4 separate regions of the Homo sapiens genome follow, and all the other regions are linked to region 1. The links are chromatin contacts, found by Hi-C or POLR2A ChIA-PET in ENCODE. All regions are on one chromosome and are shown on one strand. The core of a region is the stretch at or near the end of the contact, and the rest is flanking DNA. Distances in the headings are between cores, read along the strand shown.

Region 1 (3,310 bases), core at 374-2,873:
ACTTTCTGGTTCTCTGCAGCTTACTAGCTGTGACCTTCAACAAGTCTCTCTTAACCTGAGTCTTAGCTTTCCAATATGTAAAATGGACACAGCATTGTGAGGGTGGTTGGGAGGATTAAATGAGATCAGAGAATTTAGCACCATGACTGTAAAGAGAAAGGGCTCTACAAATGTAGCTGGTACTACAATTCACTTTTTTTTTTTTGAGACAGGACCTGACTGTCACCCAGGCTGGAGTGCACTGGCATGATTACAGCTCACTGCAGCCTCGACCTGCCAGGCTCAAGCCATCCTCCCACCTCAGCCTCCAGAGTAACTGGGACTACAGGCATGCGCCACCACATCCTGCTAATTTTTATATTTTTTGTAGAGATGGGGTTTTTGCATGTTGCCAGGCTGATTTCAAACTTCTGAGCTCAAGCCATCTGCCTGCCTTGGCCTCCTAAAGTGTTGGGATTATAGGCAAATGAGCCACCACGCCAGCCCACAATTCACTTTAAACACAAGTGAAACACATTTCATTAGACAGTGGAATAGACTTATGTCAATTTTCTTTTCTCTCTTATTTTACACAGTCTGATTTCCTGAAGACAGGAGGCGGGAGTAAGCTAATCAGGCCCTGAGTTAGCTGTTTCCAAGAAGCTTAGAGTGTCCCACTTACCTACGGGTTGCAGGGCCCGCATTGCCAGTAGGGCTGGCTTTTAGGGATGCTGCTGTTGGTGTGTGCTGTACTTGTTTTCTAGGATTGGGACAAGCTTCCTTGAGCTCCTGACTTTAGAGACCAGGTTTGGGAACTGATGGGTGCAGCAAATGCAAACAGACAGCAAACAGGCCAAAGAGGAGATTCATTCACTGAAGAGGGCCCTGGTACAGTACTGTCGAGGTTTTGCGGTGGCCTGGACACGGCTGGCTCCTTCGACTTACACAATATATCTTCTCTCTCTCTTACCTGCACTTATAAGAATCGGTGCTAAGGGTATGTGCCTACCACAGTGCAGCTTGTAGATTAATGAAGAAAGAATTGCTGCCACTTCCCAAATATTAAACGCCAGGTTCTGCCTATGCATATTCTCTCAACCTTCACAACACACCTACTAACTCCAGCTTACAAATGAGGAGACGAACCAGCAGGCTGTTCCAGGCGTCTGGTTGTAAGAGCAGTGGCAGTAGAGAAAATGATTTATTTTAGCACCAGCCACTGTGCTAATCCCTTTAGATATCATCTCATTTAATCCTTTTAACAACCCTGAAGCACCATCCTTATTCTAAAGGGACTTCGGACCTCTCTGCGGTCCACACTGTCCCCTGCTCGGTGCAGGAGTGTAGACTGGGACTGTTCCGTCTGGTGGTCTCCCCGACAAGGGTTCACCTGGAAACTGGCCTTTGGGCTGGGATTGGGACTCTGTACTTAGGCTGGCAGCCCATATTAGGACTGGGCACCGTGATAAGCACTTTCTTACCGCAAATGCACGATTTCACTCGGCCCTCACACACCCCACGAGGTGGGCACCGTCACAGTGCCATCTCACAGGCAAGGAGGCCAGGCCCAGGCCCTGAGGATGCGCCGCTCAGGTGGGAGCTTCCGGGGAGCTCGCGCGACAGCCTGGGGGAGCGCGGATTCGTCTCTGCGCTACGGCGGCTGCAGAGGGTCAACCCGCGGAGGCGGCGCTTCGCGGCGGGTCCTCGGCCTGAGGCTGTGGGATGCCTCCAAACCCGGCGCGGCCTCCGTCTGCAAGGAGAGCAGAGGGTCCCCGCCGGGAGCGCGCCCGGCTGCGGCCCCAGGCGGCCCTGCCCGCAGCCGCCACCTGAGCTTGGGCGCGGCTCCTATCTCCCACCCGCGCGTCGGCCAGTGAAGGGCTCCGTGCTTAAACATCATTCGTTACAGAAGTATTGCGGCCATCACACGGCATTTTAAAAACACGAATGATGATAAATAACTTTAACACTGCTTCCAATTCTGCCTCCAAGCACAGCATCATTACCATTTGCATGCGTTTCACTTCATTCGATTTCCATGTGTATGGATTTGTTTCTACATAGCTGTGGTAAAACGCACATACTAAACTGAATCCAGGGTTGTTTTCCACTTTGTAACATGAACATTTTCACCGTGTTAGTACTGACGCTTCCTACCTATAATTTTTAATGGCAGGACTTTAAAAAATTGGGTTGATACGCTGTCACTTCTCTGAGCATCTCGCAAATGTTCAACATTCAAGTGGCTTCCAAAGCTTCACGATTATAAATTATTCATTCTTTTTTGTTTTGTTTGGTTGTTTGTTTGTTTGTTTGTTTGTTTTTTGAGACGATGTCTCGCTCTTGTCGCCCAGGCTGGAGTGCAGTGGCGCGATCTCAGCTCACTGCAACCTTCGCCTTCCAGGTTCAAGAGATTCTCCTGCCTCAGCCTCCTGAGTAGCTGAGATTACGGGCATCTGCCACCACGCCCACCTAATTTTTGTACTTTCAGTAGAGACGGGGTTTCATCATGTTGGCCAGGCTGGTCTCGAACTTCTGACCTCAGGTGCTTCTCCCTCGACCCGGCCTCGGCCTCCCAAAGTGCTGGGATTACAGCACTTTGCTGCCCAGCCCATTCTTGTGTATAAAGTCCTTTCAGTATTGAGATCAGTTTCCTTAGGTTATATTCACAGGAGTGAAACTGCTAAGTCAGAATGTGAGCATTTAAAAGCTTTCAGTATTATTGCCAAATGGCTTTTCACAGATGACTCAGGGAGGTTTTGGTACTTGGAACACTGCTACTTATATCCCACTCCCCCCCCCCCCCACCAGGAAAACATCTAAAGTGCACTTTTTTTTTTTTTTTTTTTTTTTTTGTGAGACGGTATCTCGCTCTGTCGCCCAGGCTGGAGTGCAGTGGCGCGATCTCCGTTCACTGCAAGCTCCGCCTCCCAGGTTCACGCCATTCTCCTGCCTCAGCCTCCTGAGTAGCTGGGACTACAGGCGCCCGCCACCACGCCCGGCTAATTTTTGTGTTTTTAGTAGAGACGGGGTTTCACCGTGTTAGCCAGGATGGTCTGGATCTCTGACCTTGTGATCCGCCCGCCTCGGCCTCCCAAAGTGCTGGGATTACAGGCGTGAGCCACCGCGCCCGGCTAAAATGCAGTTTCATTAAGAGATAGTGACCCTTTCTGAGAGTGTCTACATTTAATTGGGATCAGAGCTTGAAGTTGAAAATTTTGTGCCCTGGGACTTCAGACATCAGAAAACAGGGTAGGAAGATTCTCACGGGTTAGGATTTTTCTGGTGACCCTGAGTGGGGGAGCCACTTATTCTGCCTTCACTTAAGGCTAAA
Region 2 (3,310 bases), core at 587-3,086, 120 kb after region 1:
TGCCCACCCCACCCCATAGCAGCCCTCAGGGGACTTCCAAGGAACATGCATCCCCAGAATAGTTCAAAAATGCCTGTTCTCAGTATTTCATATACTTATGCCTGCCTCTGTAACTAGGCTGGGCATTTCTCAGGGGCAGAAAACCAAGCTTTCTACCTCCTTAGAAATGGTCCTTTGAAGCATTTCTCAAATTTTAAGGTGCCTAAGAATCACCAAGGGTGCTTGTTAAAAATACAGATTCCTGAGCCCCACCATCCCAGGTGCTTCTGATGTATGTGGCCTGTTTGTTCTGTTGCAGATTCTAATGTATTGATCTAGCTCTGCCAATGTCTAGTCTTTCATCCAGCACTTTCTGAACTGAACAGAGGTGCATCATCAGCCCCAGAGACTGTGTATCTTTGGAGGGCAAAGACTAGGTATGACTCACCTTTCAACCACAGCACATGACATAATGCAAGGCACACAGATGGCTCCTCACAAGCAGTACAGGACAGATGGGGAGACAGATGGATAGAAGGATAGATTCAGAGAGACAGTCTTCAAATAAAATGTAAATTCTTCTACCCGCTATCTCCAAAGAGGTACAGTATGGTGTTTAGCATGGACTCAGAAGCCCAGCTGCCTGAGTGCATATCCCAGCTTCATGACTAAGAGCCATTTGACATTGGGCAAGTTACTTAAATCACCTTGTGTCTAGGTTTCCTCCTCTCTACAATAAGGACACAAATAGTACTTACTCTATCAGACTGTAATGAGATTAAATGAGTTAACACAGATAATAATCAACATATGAATTAACATGTAGTGCCTGCACAGAGTAAGTACTTAACAAATGCTAGCTGTAATAGAGCACACGGCCATTGGCTGTGAGTTTCCAACTCCAGGAAGCCGAGGCTCCCCGGAGGGTATGTGATATGATGAGAAGAGTCACTGAGTAGGAGTTGGGAGGTTTGATCAAGCCTTAGCCTTGGCCTGCTGTGTGACCTGGGGCCACAGTCCTTTTAGGAGCTGGAAGAGTTTTAAGAAAGCATCCATCCAGGTCTCTTGTTCTACTTACAGAGAAACGGACTCCTAAACTGTCTTATTTTCATCTGTGAAAGGGAATGCTGTATCAGGTCACTGTAAAGGTCAAACAGAATATGACTGAGTGCCACATGCAGGGTTTGTAAAAAAGAAAAGAAAAGAAAAGAAAAGAAAAAAAACAGAATATGAAAGTAATTTCAGGGGAAACATGAAGAAGTGTTAGTATTATCTTCTAAGTTGCTAGAACTCCCTTGACTAGGTAGAAGCTCTTTCTGGCTATCTCATTACACAACAGTTGCCAGATGGCAAAGGTAGAAGTGCCTATCCAACTCATCTAAAAGTGTGCAAGCCTTTCTGCAGCACCTAGATCACAGTTTCTACACCTCAGATCTTTTCCTTCTATAAATCTTTCATATTTTCTTGCTGCCCGTGGGACTTACCACAGCTGTATCTAACAAATATTCGTTATACCTCTACTTTAAGCAGCATTAAACTGGCAAGAAATGTGCCTACTTCCTCCCTAAGACAATTAGTCAATTTATAATTAATGAATTGAGTTCACTGCTGTGTAAAAAATGAGAATTTCTTACACATATCTGATGACATTTTATAGAAATATGTGTATATTTTCACGAATTTTAGTAAAGGTCAAGTATCAATCCAGCCCAGTTAAGGACAGGGCAGTTAATTCTACTTACATAAAAATCATCATCTGAGATGTGATGAAGGTCCATAAAAAGATGGGAAAGGACTAATAAACCTCAGAAGTAGAAATTTTAAGGGGACTTTTGGGTATGGAGGAAAGCCAGATCTCAATGTACACACAGAAGGAAGTGGATGCCCTGAATTTAGGAAGTGCCAGGAAATCCCCCTGTCCAAAATATGCTCACTGGAAGTCTCCTATTAGGTCTGGTGTCTCTAGAAGATTACCAGGTTACTAAAACAAGTGTTAACATTACCTCAAGGAAGTATGACTTCCTCTTTTCTTAAAAAAAAAAAAAAATAGTATGACCAATCATTTTATCATGCAGATGTGAAACCTAGAGTCATCTTATGTCTTTTTACAACCAAAACCTACATCTTGCAGACTCTTTCTTGGACCCTCTATCTACCTGGATGATAGTAGCTTCTAACTTGACATCTCCTCTCTTTAATCCATCATAAGTATGCACCATCACATTAATCTTCCAAAAATGTATTTTATCAAGTCACTTCCTTGCTCCAGTATAGGACACAATGGCTCCCCACTGCTACAAGCTGATGTCCAGACTCTCAAACCAGGACTTTAAGTCCCACACTCAATACTATCAATATCACTGCCTCCTGATCAAAACTCACCTCCCCTGTACTTTACTCCTCTGCAGGCTTCCTAAGGTCTATCCAGTTGGTCTGACTAACAAAACCATACCTTTGCTGAGGTGCCATAGAATATTTTATTTAATTAATTTATTTAGCTAGTTATTTTGAGGCAGGGTCTTGGTCTGTCACCCAGACTGGAGTGCAGAGGTGCAATCATGGCTCACTGCAGCCTCAGCCTCCTGGGCTCAAGGGATCCTCCCACCTCAGCCTCTTGAGTAGCTGGGACTACAGGCATGCACCACCATGCCTGGTTAATTATTTTATTTTTGTAGAGATGGAGTCTTGCTATGTTGCCTAGGATGGTCTTGAACTACTGGGCTTAAGCAACCCTCCCTCCTCAGCCTCACAAAGTGCTGGGATTATAGCCTTGAGCCACAATGCCCGGCCTAGAATATTTTAAATTATTTTAAAACAGTTCATCAAGTTTAAGAGGAGAAATTTATTCAAATGTTTTGAATTAGTTTTACAAACTCTATAAAAAGGGCTCTTAAAATGTGTGATCTAAATTCTGACTCAATCCTCTTGTTTGTTGGCCCTATCTATAAATTATCAGATCCCCAATGTCCATGTTTCAAAGATTCTACTTTTTCAAGGAAATCTTCTAAGAGGATACTTTGACATCTTAGCAAGCTGTATTTGTCTAAATAGAGTCCACAGGGGTCAGACCTCACATAGCCTTGCAAGTCGCTTTACACATTTTAGCTTTAACAGAGTTAGATGGGGCCATTAGAAAGTTCCACACAGATGAGTGACATGATCTGACTTCTGTTTTAAAAAGATCATTCTGGTAGAACCAATACAACTTCCTGGTAGAGTGAATGTGGTATTCAAGAAAAAGAGAGGTATCAAGGATGACATCCCGGTTTCAGACTGACCAGCTGAAAGGATGGGGCTGCCATTAACCAAAAGGGAAAAGATTTGGGGAGGA
Region 3 (3,310 bases), core at 562-3,061, 97 kb after region 1:
AGACTCTCATGTGACAGGAATTCCAGGGACAGTGCAGGCACAAGCTAAAGCGTCTATGTATTGACTTGGGTTTACATGGCTGCCAGAGGCAACTGGCACCGTCCACCACTTCAGGAGTGGCTGCCACTCTGTATTTGTTATGACTACGGTTTTCCAGCTACTGTCTGCTGTTGACCTCCCAATGTGACAGCTAACCAATGCAACAAACTAAGTAGGCTAATTAATGGCAGCGAGAGAAGTCTCCCTGCCCCACCTGTGTTATACAACTGCACTGGATGGTGGTGATCTGCTCTTTTCAAAAGCAGCTAGAAGTAAAGACCCATGTGTTCACTTGCCTCGTACTGACAGCAGTGGAACCCAGTGAGGGACAGTACTTTTCTCCCTCACTCCATGAATGACCCTACAATGAATTATTTTTCCCCTAAAGCAAGGGAGAAAGAGTATAGATTTTAAAAGGGTATGTGACCCTTATTTTTCTATCTTAGGAAAACAGTAGCCAAACCACCTAGTCACTTGTGTACATATTTACATTTATTTACAAAAGTATCTACATCATCAGTAAAAACAATTTACTGACAAAAAAAGCAAGCACCTAGTCATATAATAAGTTGATGACAGCCAAAACTAATGCTTGTTCTTTGTTAGTGGGTATTTCTTCTTAAAGCAGCTGCTTCAAGTTACATTTCCAACAGTTGTTCAAAAATTGTAATACTCAAATGAGAAATCAGATGGCTTTTTAGTTTTTAAAATAATTTAGTTATGCTGTTGTCTTCATCTTCTGTTACCAATCAATTGGAGCTACAAAAAAAAATCATATTATTAACTTGTAAAATGCAGTAAATCTGGGCTGCAGACCAGGAGTCTTAATTACCCTCCTATTCTAAAGTGAATAGCCCTTTTGTAATAAACTCATCAAAGCCAAGGGAGCTAGGGAGCAGGGATGGAGGAAGAACTGCCTTGAGTGCTCTTGGGATAGTAGTCTGAGTAACACTTGAAGAACAGCCTTCAGGATGCTGCACTCAATAGCAGCCCCAAGGCTCCTCCCGCTTACTCTCTGAGTATAACTGAAAGATTGAACAACAGAGCTGAGACTGTTAGACCCACATGTAAACTGTCACCCATTTGTAACAGCTACTTCCTTCTTTGCTACATGAAACTCCTGGGGATGGTTTTCTTCCTACCTCAAACTTACCTTCCTGTTTAGTCACCTCTGTGGCAACGACAGAACAATCTCTGGCTGTCTTGGAGTAAATCAGCCGAAAAACAAAACCGCATCCTTGAGCAAGCCCTCAAACCGAGTCCATTTCCCGGCCTCCTCCCCCGTGGTCTGCGTATTTCCACAGAGCTCAAAATCAGACCAGGCCAGAGCTCCCCAAACATTTGTATCTCATTGGTAACAAGAATTCATGAGAAATTAGTGCTGTGGTCACAGGGGTGAGGTAAAGGACAGCAAACTAGAAGTTTCCCTCCTTGGGAGCCTCACAGAACATGAAATGGGTGCTGTGACTTTCTGAGGGGGATAAAGTGGGAAATGTTTGTAAACCAGGTTGGCAGGCACAGGATTCTTGTTGGGGCAGCTTTTTGCCGGTCTCTGCTTCCCTGCCCTCTCCCAGCAGTCTCCTCACCCACTACAAGGAATCAAGCCTGCTTCTCCAGCTTGGCTCCTGCCTGAGATCCCACCTGTAAATCTTTCTTCTCGGAGAAATAGGACTCCCTGCTTCCTTTTTAATTTGGCTAACTTTGTGATCTGTTTTCTAGACACTTACACAAAAAATACCAGGGCACTCAGAAATTGCCTACGTTGAACTGCCTGGGTGAGAAGTGTGGCGTGGCCATTTCCCGTCAGATGTCTGCTATCTACTCATCTGTCCTCTGTTGTTCCTAATTGGGTTTAGTTCTTCCTGCTCCTGCCCTCGCGCAGCTGGGGAAATATTGCATTTGTTCCTACTTATGCTTGCCCCTTTCTCATCTCCTCCCCCGATCTCCTCCATCTCCACCATATACAGAACCTTTTAACATTTTAATTTAACTTAATTTTTTTGATGCCCAGGCTGGTCTCTTAACTCCTGGGCTCAAGAAATCCTCCCACTAACTCCTAAACTCAAGCGATCCTCGCACCTCAGCCTCCCAAGTAGCTGAGACTACAGGTGTGTGCTACCATACCCAGCTTCATAACCCTTTAGTAACTGAGCTTAGAGAATTCCCCCTGCTGCCACAATGGGTTCTTTAAATTTAAAAATAATTATTAAATAGGCAGTAAACACACATGATGCAGAACTTGAATAGTAAATAAAAATATACCAAGAAAAGTAAGCTCCTCTCTCAATCTCAGCCCCAAATACTCAGGTCTCTCCCTAGAATGCCACCTTAGAGAGGTCAGTGTTACCTTTCTAGACTCATCATTCCAAAGCAGTGCTTTTCATGCAAAATGTTCCTGCTCAAGAACCTATAATGGCTGCTTATTTCCATATCACTCCATTCTAAGGACCTCCTTGCAAATATTCAGTGTCTTTTGCCTCTACTTCAACTCGATGCCAGGCAGGTCAATCTTACTATCAAATAAATCACAACAGATTTAATTCCCTCTCATGTATTTGCCTCCGCTGTTTATCCCACCTGGAATGCCTTTTCTACTCCACTCTTGTTCTGAAAATGTAGGTCACATCCTACCCCCTCCAAAGCTTTTCTGATTATTCTGGCCTCTCCAATTCCTCTGCGTTGGTTGCTCAGCCCTTACCCTCATATCACACATTCTGCCTATCACCTGTGCTTCCTGCCTAAGTCCTTCTAAGAGTTTCGTATGCTCATGTGCATCCATTCTCTCTCCCTGGTGTGGCCACAAGCTTCTTGTGGGAGGAGCCCTATTATATGCTTTCTCTGAATCCCACACAATGTCTAGCCTCGCTGGGTACTCTGACCCCCACCCTATCAGCTAGCACAGTGCCTGGTATCGCATAATCTCCATAACGTTTGTTGTGATGAAAGGAACAGAGGAAGGGATGAGTTCCAGAATGCCCATCCCCTTTCCCCGTGGCCCTGGATGATGCCCCCCTACCCCCATCATTGGTAGTGATGGCTATGCCTCCCCCATCCACTCAGAGTTCCCCTCCACTGTAACCACCTAGATCTCAGCAGAGACCTGACTTGGCTCTCACACTCACCTGGGGCTCACGCATATTGCTCAGATCTGAAATGCCTTCCTCTGACCACAAGCCTGGAGGTCCCTACCTCTCCCACCTCACCTCATCTCCAGCTACTTGGCTCCTCTCTGCCCAGCCTCCTGGCCCATCAACCCCTCATGGCCTTGGGT
Region 4 (3,310 bases), core at 315-2,814, 71 kb before region 1:
CACTCTGTTACAGATTATTGGGCATCCTCTATGTCCCAGATACCAGCCTGGGTCATCTGCATACATTTTCTCTAATCTTTACAATATTCCTATAAGAAAGTTATGTCCCCAATTTTACAGCCAAGGAACCTGAATGTCACAGAGAGTCAATCAACTTGCCCAAGATCTTGGTTAGTAAATGTAATGTCCAGATTTCACCAGGTCAATGCTGTCTTGTAAAGTTATTTGCCTTTTCATACACATGTTTTTTTCCATAGCATGAACCAGGCTCCCAACTTTATCCTCCCAGGACCTCTCTGAGAGCTGTAGCCCAGGTCTGTGTTCTGGGCATGGGTAGGAGGAGGAGGGAGAGAAAAAAAGGTGGTGGCTGCCAGCTGCTGCTTCAAACAAAATATATCTACATATACAAAGGCACCGGGGCTGGTTGCCTAGCAACATCTTTCTGCCTCCCCAACCTGCTTCACTCCATCCTTACCCAACACATTATGCACACCCCTTGGCCTGCAATGCCCTTCTGAGACATCCCCCTTCATGGCTGCCTTTGTTCATCTTAACCTGATTTGCTAGGCAAAGGCTTGTAGCTTGCAGCTTGCAGGGAGTCCAGGAAGCACACGATTTGTATCACAGATGGCCCTGGGACAGGCAAAACAGAGCTATCCACCCTGCATAGCCCATACCTTGGCACTCACAGGGTATCTAATGCTGCAGGAAGGAGGGGGTCTCATTTCAGGAGCTTTGTCATATCGCTAAAGGTTTAAAAAAAGAGTTTTGTTTTTCACATATGTCAGGTCCTTTAAATAGTTCTTTAAAATAAAAGTTTGATTGGGATAGAATTAAAGCAGGCTGTCTGGATTTCTTTTTTCATCTTATCTCCCATGTTGGAAGTTAGAGCCTCTTAAATTTAAAGTTATCTTCAGTTCAACCAGTCCAAAAGGCCTTAGGGATATATTTGTCCTGGAATCTTAAAGAGAGGCAGAACAAGGCAGAATACACAGTTCTCTTAGTTCTTCAAGCATAACTGAAAGGGTACAACAGTAGTGGAGCCCCCAACCCAGTCCAGAGCTTCTGACTTCATGGCGAGAAGGTGATGCTGAACTGAGAGCCAGGGCTACATTATCGCTTTCATGGACCCTAGGCAATTTTGCCTTCATGGGCCCATTCCTCCATAAAAAGAAAGAAAAAATATTAAAAATTATTTTTTATGACTGTGCTGGTATAAAGACAACTATAATCCAGACTGTATTCATTTATATATATATTTATTATTTTCATTATGTAATATTCATTTTTCCTGATTTTAAAAAAAACAAAGAAACTAAAATATATTTATGCACCCTTGAGAGTATTGTAGGTCCAAGCCTACTGTGCCCAGTGGATAAGATGGCCCTGCTGAGGGTATGTCAGCACACAGCAAATGTTATTCAGACATTGGTGCTCAGCCAATGCTCAGAACTGTGGGGTAAGGAATGCTGTGGCTTAAGGAAAGCACAATGCTCTGTGCCCAGAATTGTGGGGTAAGAAAAAAAGTAAGGTGTGGCACCTGTACTCAAAGGCTTCGAGCCTAACTGCAGAAAAAAACAAAGCAGAAACCTACAATCACTGAGCCACAAAAACTCGGCTTGGCAACCACTAAGGAAATCATTGAAACCCTTTTCTTGCTTAGTTGTATTATCACCTGAACAAATAATACATGTTTAAAACACCACATACTGAGAAAGGGCCAAAGAGGTAAGAGATGACGCTGGCAAGTGTAGTGATGGATTGGATATTGAGGTTAAAAAAGAGTCAAGAAAGATTTCTGAGTTTGGGCCTGGGTGATCATCTACATAGACAGAAAATAAAGAAAGAGGAATAAGTTGGAGGAGGAGACAATGGGCCCAGTGTTAGGCAGATTCGTTTGAAATGCCTCTGGGGAGTAAAAGGCAGAGACCAAGACTGCTTTACTCCCCACTAAAGTCTCATCTCCTAGTATAAAACCTGACACTTCTTCTGTATTAAATAAATATTTGTGGAATTAATTAGATACAAGTAGATAAGTCTAGTGATTGATTAGTTGTTTTTATGGGCCTAATACCCAGAACAAAGACCTGGGGTGTTGTGGCAGATGCTGGCGGCTGACATTCACTCTCTATTCCAAGTCTGCTTATGTGAACAACTGCAACTCCCTGCCTTGTCCTGGCCTCAGGAATAGATTTGGATTAAGTACAGGACAAGCTGGAATCTCCAGAGACTTAATGCCTAGAAGCAACCTCAAACAGTGATTGACAGGGAGTTAACCTATAAATAACCCATCTCCTGCGAAAATAACTCTGAGGCACAGTCTATGCAATCTTCTAGAATTCTCCAGTGAGATTAAGTTTCTAGAGCCCTAACTGAGGCTGGAAATATCCTGGCCACACCTGCTTTGAGTGAGAGGTTTCTTTGGATGAAAGGGCTGTGTAGCCAGCAGCAGAACTGTGTGCATGTGGAAAGCAAAGGCTGATATTCCTAACAGATGATCATCCACTTCTACGTGATGATATATTTGCTCATGTAAAGAGAGCTTTCTATTAATCTCTAATTTTATTCCATGTGGCTGGAGAACATACTTTGTATAATCTCAGTTCTTTTAAATTTATTATGGCTTGTTTTATGGTTCAGCATTTAGTCTATCGTAGAGAATATTTCATGTGCTCTTGAGAAGAATGTGTATTCTGTGTATTTTGCACTTGTTTGGTGCAGCAATCTCTTACATTTAGTTGGTTTATAATGTTAAAGTCATACGTATCTTGTTTATTGTCTGCCTAGCTGTTCTATCTATTACTGAAAGTGAAGTATTAAAGTTTCCAGCTATTTCTGTTTGATTGCCTATTTCTCTTTTCAATTCTGTTGGTTTTTGCTTTATATATTTTGGGGCTCTGTTGTTATGCGCATACATTATTATGATTGTTATGTTTTCCTGATGGATTGACTCATTTTTATTATAAAATGTCCTTCTGTAATCACAAAGGAAATTAGAAAATAGAGACAAATGACAATGAAAACATACTATACCAAAACTTACACAACACTGCAAAAGTAGTGCTATTGATAGCTATAAATGCTTACAATAAAATGAGCCAGGTATGGTATAGTGGCACACACCTTTAGTCCTAGTTACTTGGGAGACTAAGGCAGGACAGTTGCTTGAGGCCAGAAATTTGGGGCTGCAGTGAGCTCTAATTGCACCATTGCACAGCAGCCTGGTCAAAAGAATGTGATTCTGTTGAAGAAAGGAAATAAAGAGAAAGAAAGAAAGAAAGAAGGAAGGAAGGAAAGAAGGAAGAAAGGA

Evidence for each region. Hi-C counts contacts between places; a loop is a spot of excess contacts on that map. ChIA-PET counts read pairs that join two places held with the same protein, here RNA polymerase II (POLR2A). Pooled maps may share reads with other maps.
Region 2: a loop to region 1 is called in a pooled map, with 3 times the contacts of the local background. The contact joins the enhancer-like site here to the promoter of ATP1A1-AS1 in region 1. A Hi-C loop is called at or near these places in 1 of 168 maps with a recorded cell type or tissue (B cell), 7 of 37 single-sample maps with no recorded cell type and 9 of 50 pooled maps. POLR2A ChIA-PET finds 5 or more read pairs at or near these places in 2 of 52 experiments (GM12878 and activated CD4-positive, alpha-beta memory T cell).
Region 3: a loop to region 1 is called in a pooled map, with 3 times the contacts of the local background. The contact joins the enhancer-like site here to the promoter of ATP1A1-AS1 in region 1. A Hi-C loop is called at or near these places in 1 of 168 maps with a recorded cell type or tissue (naive thymus-derived CD4-positive, alpha-beta T cell), 6 of 37 single-sample maps with no recorded cell type and 14 of 50 pooled maps. POLR2A ChIA-PET finds 5 or more read pairs at or near these places in 10 of 52 experiments (CD4-positive, alpha-beta T cell, CD4-positive, alpha-beta memory T cell, CD8-positive, alpha-beta T cell and 5 more).
Region 4: a loop to region 1 is called in a pooled map, with 2.0 times the contacts of the local background. The contact joins the enhancer-like site here to the promoter of ATP1A1-AS1 in region 1. A Hi-C loop is called at or near these places in 1 of 37 single-sample maps with no recorded cell type and 2 of 50 pooled maps. POLR2A ChIA-PET finds 5 or more read pairs at or near these places in 12 of 52 experiments (A549, CD4-positive, alpha-beta memory T cell, H1 and 8 more).

The regions. Positions count from the first base shown.
Region 1 is chr1:116,416,999-116,420,308 of GRCh38, forward strand. It overlaps ATP1A1-AS1 (ATP1A1 antisense RNA 1), which reads right to left and starts at 1,624. Exons shown (of 3, transcript NR_027646.1): 1 at 1,461-1,624. RefSeq lists an enhancer at 1,449-1,743 and a silencer at 1,703-1,832.
Region 2 is chr1:116,538,340-116,541,649 of GRCh38, forward strand. The region is part of intron 2 of CD58 (CD58 molecule); the gene reads right to left. Among named protein-coding and RNA genes, the nearest start is that of MIR548AC, 20 kb to the right of the region's middle. RefSeq lists an enhancer at 247-316. Within about 2 kb of position 1,837, at least 2 of the 41 ENCODE cell types and tissues checked have a DNase peak (open chromatin) inside an H3K27ac peak, as active enhancers do; they include B cell, where a contact is called at or near this core.
Region 3 is chr1:116,514,025-116,517,334 of GRCh38, forward strand. CD58 (CD58 molecule) reads right to left here. Exons shown (of 6, transcript NM_001779.3): 6 at 510-798. The coding sequence ends at 789. Among named protein-coding and RNA genes, the nearest start is that of LINC01762, 37 kb to the left of the region's middle. Within about 2 kb of position 1,812, at least 16 of the 41 ENCODE cell types and tissues checked have a DNase peak (open chromatin) inside an H3K27ac peak, as active enhancers do; they include CD4-positive, alpha-beta T cell and CD8-positive, alpha-beta T cell, where a contact is called at or near this core.
Region 4 is chr1:116,345,592-116,348,901 of GRCh38, forward strand. No RefSeq gene overlaps it. Among named protein-coding and RNA genes, the nearest start is that of ATP1A1, 26 kb to the right of the region's middle. Within about 2 kb of position 1,565, at least 4 of the 41 ENCODE cell types and tissues checked have a DNase peak (open chromatin) inside an H3K27ac peak, as active enhancers do.